Regions from separate parts of the Homo sapiens genome. Here regions 2 and 3 are each linked to region 1. Evidence: chromatin contacts called from ENCODE Hi-C or POLR2A ChIA-PET data. All regions are on one chromosome and are shown on one strand. Each heading gives the region's core, a stretch centred on a gene start or an enhancer-like site at or near the end of the contact. The rest is flanking DNA. Distances are from core to core; before and after follow the strand shown.

What was found. Hi-C counts contacts between places; a loop is a spot of excess contacts on that map. ChIA-PET counts read pairs that join two places held with the same protein, here RNA polymerase II (POLR2A). Pooled maps may share reads with other maps.
Region 2: a map of CD8-positive, alpha-beta T cell shows a loop between it and region 1 (17-fold over the local background). The contact joins the promoter of TENT2 here to the promoter of RPS23 in region 1. A Hi-C loop is called at or near these places in 3 of 168 maps with a recorded cell type or tissue (B cell, CD4-positive, alpha-beta T cell and CD8-positive, alpha-beta T cell) and 11 of 50 pooled maps. POLR2A ChIA-PET finds 5 or more read pairs at or near these places in 2 of 52 experiments (B cell and activated B cell).
Region 3: a loop to region 1 is called in a map of CD4-positive, alpha-beta T cell, with 16 times the contacts of the local background. The contact joins the promoter of MTX3 here to the promoter of RPS23 in region 1. A Hi-C loop is called at or near these places in 2 of 168 maps with a recorded cell type or tissue (CD4-positive, alpha-beta T cell and naive thymus-derived CD4-positive, alpha-beta T cell) and 7 of 50 pooled maps. POLR2A ChIA-PET finds 5 or more read pairs at or near these places in 1 of 52 experiments (OCI-LY7).

Annotation. Positions count from the first base shown.
Region 1 is chr5:82,276,558-82,281,668 of GRCh38, reverse strand. RPS23 (ribosomal protein S23) reads left to right here and starts at 3,315. Exons shown (of 4, transcript NM_001025.5): 1 at 3,315-3,349; 2 at 3,817-3,976. The coding sequence starts at 3,346. It also overlaps the pseudogene ATP6AP1L. RefSeq lists an enhancer at 2,995-3,324.
Region 2 is chr5:79,609,581-79,614,691 of GRCh38, reverse strand. It overlaps TENT2 (terminal nucleotidyltransferase 2), which reads right to left and starts at 2,251. Exons shown (of 15, transcript NM_001114394.3): 1 at 1,617-2,251. It overlaps LOC124901014 (a long non-coding RNA gene), which reads left to right and starts at 2,355. Exons shown (of 2, transcript XR_007058840.1): 1 at 2,355-2,550; 2 at 2,672-3,221. RefSeq lists an enhancer at 1,447-2,646.
Region 3 is chr5:79,988,551-79,993,661 of GRCh38, reverse strand. It overlaps MTX3 (metaxin 3), which reads left to right and starts at 2,400. Exons shown (of 9, transcript NM_001363818.2): 1 at 2,400-2,504; 2 at 2,999-3,068; 3 at 3,426-3,502; 4 at 4,418-4,510; 5 at 5,018-5,111. The coding sequence starts at 2,424. It also overlaps a transcript of THBS4 not described here. RefSeq lists an enhancer at 2,733-2,902.

The DNA of each region.
Region 1 (5,111 bases), core at 2,066-4,565:
GAAGAAAATCTGCCTGTATGTGGACCCACACAATTCAAACCCATATTGTTTGTGGGTCAACTGGAGTCACCATGTTATTCAACAAGTCTCTCGAAAATTTTCTCCTCCTGTCAAACTAAACCTTTGTATCCTTTGACCAACAGCTCCCCAGATCCCCCAAACTCCCACGCCCACCATTCTACTCACTGCTTCTATCCGTTCAAAATTTTTAGATTCCACATATAAGTGTAAACATGCAGTATTTGTGAATCTGAAGAAATACACATAACTCACTGATGTCACTTCATAAACACAGATTTCAAATGGGCTCTCAGAACTGCTCAAAAAACCTATTTTCTTGTCAATGCATTTTCCTACCATTCTAGATTAGGAGGCAGTATAAGAGGGGTCAAATACAAGATTCTAAAACCAGATTACCTGGGTTAAAATCTTACTTCTACCACTTACTAAATACGTGATCTTGGGGAAGTTAAACTCACCAAAGCCTCAGTTTTTGTATATCTATCCCTCAGTAAAATTATCGTTATCTGTCCCTCAGTAAAATTCCTTATGAGAATAAAATGAGTTAATAAATATAAGCCAAAAATAGAATCTGGCACATAGTAAATACTATCTAATGCTTATATTGTTATCATTGATGATGATTTCACATCTTACCTTCTCTCCTCAAACCTTTTTCTCCCACTCTTTCTCTTCACTGATGGCCTTGCTTTTTATTTCATTGAAAAAATTGAAAAAGTAAGTCAAAAGTGAAGAAGTTCCACAACTTCCTATCATCAAATCTTCCAATTTACTTGCAGCTGTACCTGTCACTCTACTACCATACATAAACTGTTATTGTTCCTACAGTTAACTCCTCCACTTGGGTACCCTTCTAGTCTACTTAAGGAGTTGCTCCTGCAATTATCCCTTCTCTGCTGAATAACCCATTTTTAATTTTCTCAACCTGATCAGCATACAAAAATGTCATAAAAGTTGCCATCTTAAAAATAAAACCCTCCAACTCCACATTCCCCTCCAAATAGGGTGCCATTTCTCTGCACATAAAAAATGTCTTTCAAAAATTGTCTATAGTTGCTGTCTAGACTTCCTTCCCTCCCATATTCTCTTCACTCCGATCCCATCGCCTTTCACTTTCAGTACTCCATGGAGTCCCCATTTGACAAAGTGACCAGTAATCTCCACATTTTCAAGTCCAAAAGGCAATTCTCAGTCCTCATCTTATCTCTTTTCACACTTTCTCACTCCCTTCTTCACTTGGCTTTGAACAGAGTGTAACATTGGCCACTCTTTCTTCATCTGTTTTGCTTCACCTGCCTTCTCTTCTGTACCACTAAACTTTGGTGTGCTCAGGACTCTAATCTCTGTTCTACCTACAGTCATCACCTAAGCTATCTCAACTAGAGCCACAGTTTTAATACTATTTATTCATTGATTACTCCTCAGCTTCTTATCATATATCCAACTGTCCACTTCACATCCCTGGATGTTTGACAGTTCAAACTTAACACATCCAAACCAGAACTCTTCATTTCCTCCTTTGAAATTTGCTCCTCTCCTCGTATTTCCCACTTTGGAACTCACCCAACTCACAACTCACAACTCTACAACTCACCCAAGTGCTGAGGTCAAAAATCATAGTGCTGTAATTAACTCCTCTCTCACATCCTACAGTCCTGAGCAAATTCTGTTCATTCTACCACCAAACAGTGTATCTGACCCAACCACTTTTTACTGTCTCCACTGAGGGTCCAAGCTATCACCATCTCTCATCTGAACTATTGCAATACCTTCCCAAGTGGCCTCCCAGATTCATGTCTTTTTCTCCTCTCAACAGCCAGAGTAACCCCATAAAAATATAAATCTTATTTTGCTACCTACTCCCAAGCTCAAAACTTTACAATGGCTTTAAATCACCAGAAGAGTAGAAAAAGGCTTTACCATGGCCTACAGGCTCCACATGTTCCTGTGTAACTCTCAGACCCCATCTAATGCCACACTACTCCTCAGTCACTATGCTCCCCTTCTTCACTGATCTTTCAGTTCTTAGAAAGCACTAGCCCATTCTACATCTGCACAGAGATGTCACCTTAAACTACCCTATCCAGAGTAGCCACCCCCATCCCCAAGTCACTATCACCCATCCAGCTATATTTTCTCTATAGCTCTACAGTATGTAAAAATCATCTATTTAATTATTTAATTTACATCTATCTAACTGGTCTGTCCTCTCACATTTAGAATATAAACTGTATCAGAGCAGAAACCTTCACCCTCTTAATTTAACCGCCATATTCCCGGTACCTACAACAGCGTCTGGCACATAGAAGGCATTTTTAAACATCCTTGCTGAGTGAACCAATATCCCAGAAACCTCTCACAGCTAGTTCATCTTACAGGAGAAACAGTATTAAAGAGTTAATTAAATGGCCAGGCGCGGTGGCTCACGCCTGTAATCCCAGCACATTGGGAGGCCGAGGCGGGCGGATCACTCGAGGTCAGGAGATCGACACCAGCCTGGCCAACATGGTGAAACCCCCTCTCTACTGAAAATACAAACATCAGCCAGGCGTGATGGTGGAAGCCTGTAATCCCAGCTACTCAGGAGGCTGAGGTGGGACAATCGCTTGAACCCGGGAGGCGGAGGTTGTAGTGAGCCAAGATCGCACCACTGCACAACAGCCTAGAAGACAGAGTGAGACCCTGTCTCAGAAAAAAATAAAAATAAAAATAAATAAATCTATAAGTAAATGACTCGCCAGTCAAAATAAACGGCAACTTTAGGGTTAAAGGCCCAATCTGGCTCCAAAGCTTGGGGTTTTAGTTACTACACTACATTGCTTCACTATATTTTACAATTTACTAGCTGCTTATAAGTATGAATTAAGGCTCAGAAGTCTAATTTTCCAGACTACTCGGAGGACTCTCGCCCCACTCCACTCCACAAAGATTCAGCTCAGCGACTCCTTCCTACTCTGACCTAGCCCCGCGTCCCGCTCTCAGTGGCTTGGGCAAGAGCGCCTGCGCGGTGAGCGGGTCCCATAAAACGCATTCTGGGATTGGTAGTCCATGTTCCTCCGGTCTCCAGCATTCAAAAGAAAAAGGGGGAAAAAAAACCATGCAAATTAGATATCTCTGAATTTCTTGCAAATTAAATAAGACGCAGATTCTGGCTCAGGAAAGTGATGCAAACGCGTCGTTTTCAAAGGAGAGACCCCAGCCTCGGGTCAGGCGCGGCGCAGACAGCGGCGCGGGGTCCTTGGCTGGGCGGGGCTTGCTCGCGGTGGCTTGTGGCTCCTTCCTGCGGTGCTTCTCTCTTTCGCTCAGGCCCGTGGCGCCGACAGGATGGGTGAGCTGTTGTGGCCGGTTTAAGGGCGCTGCAAGCGGGACTTGGGGTCTTGGGGACGGGCGGGCGGATGCGAATAGAGTAGGGCGGGGGATGCCATGGAGAGGCTCCATGGGGGAGGGCCGGGGAAGCGCCGCTCCAGGAGGCACGTGGTCCGGCGCGGAAGGGGCCCATGAGGCGTGGAGGCCGCCGAGGTCGGGGTACCGAGGGACGCAGGGAGGCCAGCGCTTCCTCCCGGGCATTCGAGCGGGGCCTCGTCCTTCGGGAGAACACATTCTCCGGAGCCCTCTTCGAACGTTTATTAGTCGGTTCAGGGCAACTTGAAGGCCAAATGTTTGGCCCACAGGCCAATAAATAGTACGAGAGCCAATCGGCTTAAGGGTTTATTCCAGGTGAGGCGAGTGTCTTAGAAGATGGGAAACACGTAGATGGCGTGTTTTTACGGAAGAACTAAAATATTTAATTTTTAGGCAAGTGTCGTGGACTTCGTACTGCTAGGAAGCTCCGTAGTCACCGACGAGACCAGAAGTGGCATGATAAACAGTATAAGAAAGCTCATTTGGGCACAGCCCTAAAGGCCAACCCTTTTGGAGGTGCTTCTCATGCAAAAGGAATCGTGCTGGAAAAAGTGTAAGTCCATTGCTCCCGTCAAGTTTTAGTTTATTATAGGAATTCGAGACATGAACTTACGAATTCTTGTTTTGAAAGTAATTGCAGGTTTTTGTGTAGTAGTATTCATTTGGGCATTGTGGGGTAAAATTGCAAAGCGTTTGTTCTATTTAAAAGTTGGTAAAATTAGTTTTTGGGAATTAGGTAGTTAAGGTTTTAATTTAACGTTGGCCTGGAAGGAATTGGAGAAGATACTAGCAATGATGAAGTAAAGGACACAAACACCTTTACTGTGGGAGTTGTTATAAGTAAATGGCACGTGTCAGCTATTGAACTTTATCGACTTGATAAAACTAAGGTGAAGAGAAGTGACTTGCATCAGAATTAATTGAGGTCATACACCTAAGATTGAGACATGAAACTGCCAGTATTTGACTGGTTTTGACTTTTTAAAATAATAATTTCATATAGTTCTATCATATTTGATGGTAGAGCCATTTTAACCCAGACTTTTTTTTTTTTTTTTTTTTTTTTTGAGACAGTCTAGCTCTGTCACCCAGGCTGGTGTGCAGTAGCGCAAGACTCCCTGCAACCTTAGCCTCCCAGGTTCAAGCATTTCTCCTGCCTCAGCCTCCCAGGTAGCTGGGATTACAGGCGCCCACTACCACACCAGCTAATATTTTGTATTTTCAGTAGTGATGGGGTTTCACCATGTTGACCAGGCTAGTCTCAAACTCCTGACCTCAGGTGATAATGCCTGCTTCGGCCTCCGAAAGTGCTGGAATTACAGGCGTGAGCCACTGTGTCCGGCCCAGACTTTCTAATTCTTACCTCAGATACCTTTTTTCTTTTTTCTTTTTTTTTTTTTGAGATAGGGTCCCTTGTCACACAGGCTGGCCATCTTGACGTTCTAGGCATAGATCCTCCCACGTCAGCCTCGCAAGTAGTTGGGACTACAGGCCCACGCTGCCACTCCAGTCTACTTTTATAACTGTAAAAGGTCTAGAAATTTCCCCCATTGTGCTAATGAAATTAAGACTGGCAGAAAACTAGGTTGACATCACAGGACTTCAGCTCAGCCATTTGAGGTTAGATTGAAAAGATAGAAACAGTTTCTCATTAGTTCTCTAGTTAATATGAAAAGATAATCTTTTTC
Region 2 (5,111 bases), core at 1,002-3,501, 2.7 Mb after region 1:
GTTTCTTAAGTAGAGATTAGCTATATAAAACGTTACTCCACATTAACTATGGTCTTCTACCATCTCCTATGTGACAAATTTTATGATAGATACATAAAATCCAGATATTGGCAATATCCAATTTTCCTTACCTTAAAAGTTATCAGTTCCACAATCTGTACTTGACCATGAAAGAGTATACTGGTACTTTCTTTACGGAGAAAACCTTAAAGACGGTTTCCTAAGGTGGACCCAATGGGAAATTACACAGGTTTACATGAGACAAGGTAGTAAAAGAGTAGATTAATTCGGCCGGGCACAGTGGCTCACGCCTGTAATCCCAGCACTTTGGGAGGCCGAGGCGGATGGATCACCTGAGGTCAGGAGTTGGAGACCAGCCTGGCCAACATGGTGAAACCCTGCCTCTACTAAAAATACAAAAATTAGCCAAGCATAGTGGCACGTGCCTGTAATCCCAGCTACTCGGCAGGCTGAGGCAGGAGATCGCTTGAACCCAGGAGGCAGAGGCTGCAGTGAGCCAAGATAGTGCCATTGCACTGTAGCCTGGGTGACAAGATCAAGATTCCGTCTTGCAAAAAAAAAAAAAAAAAAAAAAAAAAAGATTAATTCCTAGTAATTTCTAGTTATAAAGTATTTGGTCCTGGAATTTGCAACCTGGAATTTCTGTCCTCAACTTGACCTCTCCTCCAACAAATTAGAGAACACTCAAGGTTATATATAATTCCTTCATCAGGATTCTTTAGAAAGCAGAATATACCTAGAATGAAAACCAGAAATTTACTGGCTAAACCAAGATACTGTCCATTTTGTCCAAATACCTTTGATATCTCAAACCCACTTTTCTCCACAATACGAAAAATCCAGTTCCTAAATCCTGCCAACCCACTGTGAAAACTACTTCCAGGTTTTGAACAGGATATTCCTTTTGGTTAAGAATTAAATTACACCCAAGTGTTCAAAAAAATAATCTAGTCACATGGCTCCAAATGGGCATTTCTTAAACAACTCATAAACGGCCTATTTCACATGGAACCTGTTACAGGACATTTCCAGAACAGACATAATTAGGGCTATTCACACCAACAAAGTAACGTCACTATTACTGGCTATTAATCAGTATAAATTAATAGCCTTATGGCTGTTAATCAGTACGTGTTAGAAGCCTGGTGGTACTGAACCATACAATATGAAGATATTTACAAAAGTTACTATGTTACCTGTAATATAAAAACACAGATTTAGTAATCAGTTACAATCTCTTTCTTCACAAAATCATACACTGCACATGTGTTATTTAGCTTGTGTTTTACAGTTTCCCTTTGTTTCTTCTCTGTTCACCCTAATGAAAAATATCTGCTACTTTAAACAAAGAGTTGAAAGAGATAAGACAAGTAATTTAGAGAATCCATAAGTTTTGAGACATATAAGCCTTTCGTGTTCTCACCTTGAGAGACGAAGAGCTTTTCTACAAAGGCTGAACAAGAAAAGAAACGCACACAACAGTCTTAACCTGTGCATTTTCCTATAAAGTGAAAAGCTGAAGCAATTTCATGCCATTTAATTAAGGCTTAAAAGATAAATGCCTTTTAAATTTTTTAATTAATCCAGCTACGTACCTTAGTTCTTCACCACCCTTTGAAACACCATGCAAGGGTCCCAAGACTATCTTCCTCTTTTGGTCCTGGAGTGGTGGACGAGGCAGTACGCGAGGAATAGAAAACGAGTAAGCAAAGTAAGCGGTCCTAAGATTCTTCAAAATGTACAGCAGCCCAGATGCCGCCCATAAATTTGGAATAACCAAGAGATACTGCTGGAACCTCCCACGCAAAACAAAACGCTACCGTTTCGGAAAAGTTTCCCGTGCCCCGCCGCCGACCTGGGCCTACACTGCTGCGTTCCTCTCCGAAACCCCCTAAACTCACAGGTGTCCTCCGGGAAGGGCTAAGCAGGGCCTACCCGCACTGCCCGTTCAGAAGTTCTAAGGCCCGAGCTGGGCGTACTTGGTCGTAGCTTTCTCCCGAACCAAAGGAGGTAGTGGTGGCCCGTGGGACAGCTAGGCCCAGCTCCGGCTCCGGCTGAGATCTAACCCCCCTCACGGCTGCCAGGGGAGGAGCAACACAAGAAAAGGTAGGGGCTGCAAGGATATAGAAGGTTGGGGGCGGTGGCAAAAAGCGGAAGAGCAAAAAGTCGCCGAAAAAGCGGCGTAGAAAACCCTGTCAAAGACACCCGGAAGACCGACGTGACCCCGGATGAGAATAGGCAGCGGGGAGCGAAAGGTCACACTTCCGGTGGCCGCCTCCCTCCCACCCCCCAACCCCCCCCACCCCCCAACCCCCCCCACCCCCCCCACCCCGCCTATGAGCGCTTTGCTTGAATGCGCAGGCGCAAGACAGCCGGATTTGAAAGGAGTTTCTTAACTGCTGCCAGCACAAGTTGGGAAAGGGTTAGGACTGCACTAAGAGGGGTGGAGCAGGCAGTCGCCGGAGGGCCACTTCTGGGCCCCTTGCCTGAACTCACGTGCAGCCGTTCTAGCTGTAACAGACGTTTTCTGTGGGTCCTTCGTGTGTTGGCCGAGTGACTTGTCCCCAGAGAAGCCTTTCTTTAACCAGTGTTCCCCTAATCTTCTCCCCCGGAGCAACATTAAACTTTATCTGTTCTTTTGCCCCTCCAGTAACCTGAGAGCTTCTTTGGAAGGAAAATGCTTTCTTTGGCCGGACGCGGTGGCTCACCCCTGTAATCCTAGCACTTTGGGAGGCTGAGGCGGGCGGATCACGAGGTCAGGAGTTCGAGACCAGCCTGGCCAACATGGTGAAACCCCATCTTTACTAAAAATACAAAAATTAGCCGAGCTTGGTGGCGTGCGCCTGTAACCCCGCTACTCAAGAGGCTGAGGCTGGCGAATCGCTTGAACCCGGGAGGCGGAGGTTGCAGTGAGCCGAGATCGTGCCACAGCACTCCAGCCTGGGCGACAGAGCAAGACTTTGTCTCAAAAAAAAAAAAAAAAAAAAATGCTTTCTTTCTCTCTAAAGCCTGGACTTAGCGCCTTGCCCATAGTAATAGCTGGTATTCACTAATTCAACAAATATTTATTGATATCGCCTCTTGAGTGAGCTTTAATAATTTGTAGAAATGTCTAAATTGTTTAATAATGCAAATCTGTTAGCTGTATTCCTTTATTGTCCACTTAATGTCTATAAAATCTGACCCCTCAGGTTCTGAAATTGGTAATTTGTGTGTCATCTTTTTTTCTGATCGATCTGGTGAGGGGCTTCTCGGTTTACGGATCTCAAATCTCAAAGCCCGTTTTTGCTTTCTTGGATTTTCTCTACTGGTTTTCTGTTTTCTATTTTATTGATTTCTGCTCTTATGTTTATTGTTTCCTTTACTCTGCTATTTTTTAATTTTTAAATTTCTTGTTTTGTTTCTCTAGTTTCTTAACTCAGAAACTGATGACCATTAATTTTAGATGTCTCTTGTTTGTACAGGCATTTGGTGTGATAAGTGTCCCTCTATACTGTTTTAGCTACATTCCACATATTTTGATATATTGTATTTTCATTTTCCTTCATTTCAAAATACTTTGTAATTTCCCTATTGCTTTCTTTTTTTGACCATGGGTTTTTTGTAAGTGTTGGTCTGCAAATGTGGAGGAGTTTTCCAGGTAGCTGCCTGTTACTGATTTCTGATTTAATCCCATTGTGATCAGAGAAGGTACTTCGTACACTATTAATAATTTTAAACTTATTGACACTTGTTCTGTGGCCCAGAGTATATAGTCTGTCTTGGTAAATACTCACTGTGCATTTGAAATGAATGTGTTTTTTGCAGTTGTTGCATGGAGTGTTCTATAAATGTCAATCATGTCAAGTTGGTTGATATTAGTGTTCAAATCTATATCCTTTCTGATTTACTGTCTACTTATTCTACTAATTATTGAGAGTATTGAAATTTCTGACTATTACTGGTTTTTTTCAATTGTAGTTCTATCAATTTCTGCTTCATGTACTTTGCAGCTCAGCTATTAGTTGCATAAACATAGTTATTCTCTTATTTGTATGAATTTATCCTTTATGAAAGTTTCATTATTATGAAATTATCCACTTTACAAATGACCCTCCTCTTTGCTGATAATGTTCTTTGCTCTGAAGTATATTTTGTCTGATAGTATTACAGCTACTTAGGCTTTCTTTTGTAGGGTGTTAACATGGTATATATAAGGAAAACATAATTCCAATTCTAGATAAAGTCCTCCAAAAATTGAAGAGGAGGGAATACTTCCCAGCTCATTCTGTGGGGCCAGCATTACACTAATACCCAAACTCTAGATATTAAACAAGCAAACTATGGACCAATATCTCTCATAAACATAATATGCACAATTCTAGTCACTTTTATTTCACAGTATATAAAAAAGATAATACATTATATCCAAACAGGTGCTTATCCTAGGAATGCAAGGTTGAATTAGCATTGTATTGACCATAAAAGAGTATACTGGTACTTGCTTTACGGAGAAAACTTTAAAGACTGTTTCCTAAGGTGGACCCAATGGGAAATTACACAGGTTTACATGAGACAAGGCAGTAAAAAGTAGATTATATAAAAAAGATATATAAATATATAAATACATAAAAATATATAAAAAAGATAATACATTATAACCAAACAGGGGCTTATCCTAGGAATGCAAGGTTGAATTAGCATTGGTAAATCAAGCAATGTAATTTACCATATTAACAAACTAAAAAAGAAAAACCATTTGATAATCTCAATACATGCAGCAAATGCATTGGACAAAATCCAGTATCCATTCCTAAGATTACAAGGAAACTTCCTCAACTTGATAGAGAGTGTCTATAAAAAGCATCACACTTAATGGTGAAGAACAGTGCTTTCAACTTAAGATCAGGAACAAGGCAAGGATTTCTGCTCTGACAACTTATGTTCAATATTGTACTGGGGATTCTAGCCTGTGCAATAAGGCAAGGAAAAAAAAAAGGCATTCAAATTAGCAAAGAAGGAAGTAAAACTGGTTTTATTTGTTTTATTTATTGAAAACTCTGGCACAAAATCTACAAAAAACTATCAGATCAAATAAATGACCAAGACTA
Region 3 (5,111 bases), core at 1,151-3,650, 2.3 Mb after region 1:
TATCACCAGATGAAACCATTCTTAATGATCATCTTTTGAAAAATAAGATTTCTTTTTTGGGGAAAACACTGTCTGGGATACTCATTATAAAGCTGTGATTCAGGCCATCCCACACAAACATGGATGTTTTGCAGACAGTATTCTTCCCGGTAGGAATCTGAAGTTATGATTTAGATGAACTCTGAACAATACTCTAAAACAGCCAGGAAAAGGCACAGGAGCCAACTAACCATACCAGGCATAATTTCTGAAGGCTTCAATTTTCTGTGTGGTTCTCTGGAACAGTATTCAGCCTGTTTGTGCAATCAGCTATGTTAGAGTTTTTTAAATTCAATCTAACAGATACAGACTCTCAAGAGGAACTGCAGCAATAAAAGATTGCTATTATCTATGCACTAATAAACCTGTGTGTAAGGATTCTTTCATCAGATGCAATGACATGCTATTCTGTCTCAATTCAACACTAAGGGAAGAGATTTAATTTCTCTTTAATGCAAATGAAATCACTGTATGTAGTAGCAGCAGTACGGAAGAAGGCCAAACTGAGTAACTGTGTTATGTGTCCACTAAGAATGTTCATTCACTCCTCTCAGTCCTGCTACAAACAAGGCTCAGGAAATCCACATTCTTTCTGTATGATTGTTTTAAATGCCTGAATGTAGTATATGGACCCTCAGCTTTATGGCTTAGGATTTTCTTTCCCCCTGCCTTGCCTTTGTCAGTCTATGGTTTGACATTTCTAACCCTCAAAACAGGGAGGTTCCATTACAATCTGAAAGTTGAATTACTTTACTTTCTTTATACTGAAGACTCAACAGATAGTCTCCACTGATCACACAGAGGATGCACTGTCCCTCCTTTGTGTTTCTGTAGTATTTTGCTTATATTTCTAACCCTACTCGTGATTATCTGACTTGTTACACCTTGGTGTGTGTATATCTCCTTTGTGCACTGTAAACTCCCGAGGACAGAATTCATGTTTTATATATTTCTGTATTGTTCCAGAACCTTATGATGTCTAAGACATAGGAGCTGCTCAATAAATGTTTCGACAGTTTTAATGGTACATATGTTATGCATTTTCCAATTATACAGTTATTATTAATGAATTCTCATTTCTGACATATCTCTTTTTCATTTCTTAGAACTCTTGGTTTTGAAACATGTAAAAAAGACTTTAGCAGGCTGGCACTGTAATTTGAATGATTATGTAAACAGTAAGGGAGTGCCTAGCAAATATTTGTTGAATAGTAATTTTACGAAAAGTTGCAGAGGTTTCTTTTGAGTTTTAGTTAAGAAGATCCGACCATCTCAGTGGAATAGAGGAAAGAACTCAGAGGCATGACTGCGAGGGTGTCCCAGAAAGACTACTGTGCCTTCTAGAAAAAAGACCCAGCACCCAAGTTCTAACTCTGAGACCCAGTCATATGTTTGGATCATAGCATTTCCAAGACCAAAATTTCCTCTTTAATAGTTTTTCTGAGAAACTGTCAGGTTTAACGTCAAGAAACATTTAGTCTGTGCTCATTAGGCCCACAGACATGACGAGCTACATGATTTGAGGGGCCCAGTCCAAAATAAAAATGCAGAGCCCCTTGTTCAAAACTTAAGAATTTCAAGACAGTGACGGAAGAGCATCAGCCAAATGAGGAGCCTTTTTAAGCACAGAGCCTTGTGTGGCTGCACAGGTCCCAAACCTATGAAGCTAGCCCTCTTCTGTGAAAGGCAAAAGGTCTGTAGCTAGGGAGAGAAGCTACAATTCAAATATGCACAAGGGGCTACAAGAACCCAGAGCTCCTAACTTTGTAAAAACATCACAGGGAAGGTGAGTTAAGCTCATTTTTGAGGGAGCAGCTGCATAGGGAAGAAAGATATTCCAGATTGAAGGACCAGCACTGAAGGTGGGCACAATTTACCTGACGTTCAGAAATACTGTAACTTTTAAGCAGGGTTGTGCCAGTGAACATGAGGGTGAGAACAGGTTGAGGCTGGAAAGGCAGGCAGAGGCCACATACATGGGAGAAGGGGTTGAACAATTACTGAGTGCCTCCTGTGTGCCAAGTTCTTTCTCTCCGACATTGTAAATACCACAATCTTGTAAATACTGGGTCATCCCTGTTTTACAAACAGGTTAATTTAGGCATCACACAGATTTAATGTTCAAAGGGTTTGGAACACTCTAGGGATCTAATAAATATTAATATTTGAAGAATTACTGGTGGGTCTGACTTAAGGCACACAACTCTTACCCTTTAGGCCAAGCTGCTCCTAAGAGTTCTTCTTAATCCCTCCAGTCGTTGTTTCTCTCATCTCTCAAGAGCCCCCAAATTACCCTTCCCTCCCTTAGCCACGCCCCCGCGTTTCACGTGCCGGAAATTAGGAGGAAAAGTACTTCCGGGATAGTAAAGGTCGGCCCGCGCAAGATGGCGGCCCCCTTGGAACTCAGTTGCTGGGGAGGCGGCTGGGGACTCCCATCGGTTCACAGCGAGTCCCTGGTGGTGATGGTGAGGCCGCCTCGCGGGCCAGGGCGCAGGAGGAAGGGGCGGGGCTGGAGGCGCCAGGCTGACTTGCCCCAGTTTCCCGCTGCGCTGCGGGGTCCAGGAGGGCCGAGCCGCTGCACGCTGCATTGCCCTGGGCTCCCTCCCACCGACGAGTCCCAACCTGGCCGATACCCCCGCCGAAGGCCGGCGGCGACATCAAGGCTTCTCCGCTTGGCTCCGAGTTTTGTCCGCCTCACAAAGCTGTCTGGGCGGTGGAGTGAAACCCCGAAGCAAGGGGCGCGCCCTCCCTACTCTGCATCCCCAGGACCTTTTGGGGAGCAAAGTCCTCGAAAGCCGGGTGGCTGGCGCCCGCGTCCCTACTTGAGATCACGGGGAGGGATGCGGCCTCAGTATCAGTCGCCTTCTGCCTTTGGGGGATGGGGCTGTGAAGTAAAGCTGCTCTGCAGCTTTGCATTACGCACTTGGTCTAAAATGTTTGATTGCAAACTCTGTTTCAGGCTTATGCCAAATTTTCTGGTGCACCCTTGAAAGTCAATGTGATAGATAACACCTGGAGAGGTTCAAGAGGTATAGTGTAAACCTTTACACTCCCCTTTCTGCACTCTTTTTTTTCTTCTTCCATTTAAAGCTGTGAGGTATATAGCTATAATATTGAGGATTTAGTTTCTTACCGTGACCTTGGCTCTGTGTTGTTTATGGTTTGATCATTCTGAGTAATACCTCAAAGTGCAAGCGAAATCACTGGAAATTATGAGAAACGAAAATGTTCTTTAGAACCGCTCTTTGTGAAACAGCAAAAAAACCAAGACAAGCTTACTCATTTTTTCCCCTCTAAATGTGCAACTGCTATAGTTTTTAGGATATTGGAATCTCTCAGAGGAAATCACACTGTGTCCTTGTATGTAAACTGTTTTTTGATTATAGGCGATGTACCAATTTTGACAACTGAAGACGACATGGTTTCTCAGCCAGCAAAAATACTAAACTTTTTAAGAAAACAGGTGGGTGGTTCACTTTGAAGAAGTAGATTGGTAGATTGTTGATCCCTGCATGTTGGGCTTTATTTTATTTATTTATTTTTTTTTGCCAACTCATTAGACAATTGGAGATACCTGGGACAAGATGTAAAAATAGATTTGAGAATCACTGCTCTAAAGCATGAGTTCTGTGATTTGAAAGTCATATGAAGAGGTAGTCAGTTTATATTTTAATAAACTTTGCTTGAATTTTATTGAAATTTGTATGTAAGTAGATTTAATTAGCCATTTTCACTATTAAACTTATTGATAGGATTGTGTATTTTGTCACATAGTTGGTACACATTTTGTGCTGGGCATGACACCTGAGCTCTCACCAACTAGCAACTATATTATTTTTAAAAAGCTCTTAATAGCAGTTTTATGGAATAATGTATCTAAATGTTTTAACAGTAGAGAATTATGTATCCAAAATGTTTAAACATGTAAAGATTTATATGAATGGATAAGTTATTTGTTTTGCCAATACTGTACTTAAAAAAATTGTGTCAATAACATTTTGAACTTTTATAAATTGGAAGGTTTTTTCTTTTGTCTTGGGGAGAAACACAGCCAATTGGAACTGTTTCCTTCTTGTTAAAAATAATAGTTGCTTTGTTTGTACTACATGCCATGCACTGAACTAGGTCATTAACAAGCATGAAAATAATAGTAGTTAATATTGTAACATTTATTGACCATATTGTGTATGTGATGCTGTGCTAAGAACTTTATGTGCATTAAGCAATAGGTTTCACTGGATTTGTATTTCTCTTTCTCCCATTTTAATACCACGTTTGCTATTTGTAAGGAAAAATATGAATCCTGATTTGATTAGTTTTACTGTCTTTGGGCTGCTCTTTGACTTCTGAGTTTCTTTGGTTTATTTTTTTTTAATAGAAATATAATGCTGATTATGAACTCTCAGCAAAACAAGGGGCAGATACATTGGCTTATATTGCTCTCCTCGAAGAGAAGCTTCTCCCTGCAGTGGTGAGTGTTCTTAAATATTACAGTATTTTAGTAGCCTAGTTGCAAATGTACATAGTCTGTTTAGAAAAAAACCAATGAGAAAAGTCTTAAGAGAAAATTTTACTTATATGTTAATCTTAATTCCTTCATATTACTGTGAAACTGGATTCTGTTAGGCATTCAACTAGTATGTGAAACAACAAAGTAAAATAAAATGTCATGTTGGAAATTCTTTGTGGGAGATGGATCTTTTTGCTCCATGTATAGAATTGGGTGTAATTCATTCATTCAACAAATGTTTATTGAACACCTGCTATGTGTCAGGCCTTGTTCTGGGTGTTTGGAAGATAGCAGTCAACAAAACTCACACATTTAAAATAATCTTGTTTTATCCTGAGTCATTCTAACTGGAAAATTTGTATGAAGACACTTCATATAAAGATATTTATGAAAAACTCTCATGTTGATTGAGTGATCTTTCATTTAATAAAAGAACATCCTTGTAGTGTTTTTTCTCTTCTTTTGCAGCTTCACACATTCTGGGTTGAGAGTGACAATTACTTTACTGTGACAAAGCCATGGTTTGCTTCACAAATTCCTTTTCCTTTGAGTTTGATCCTGC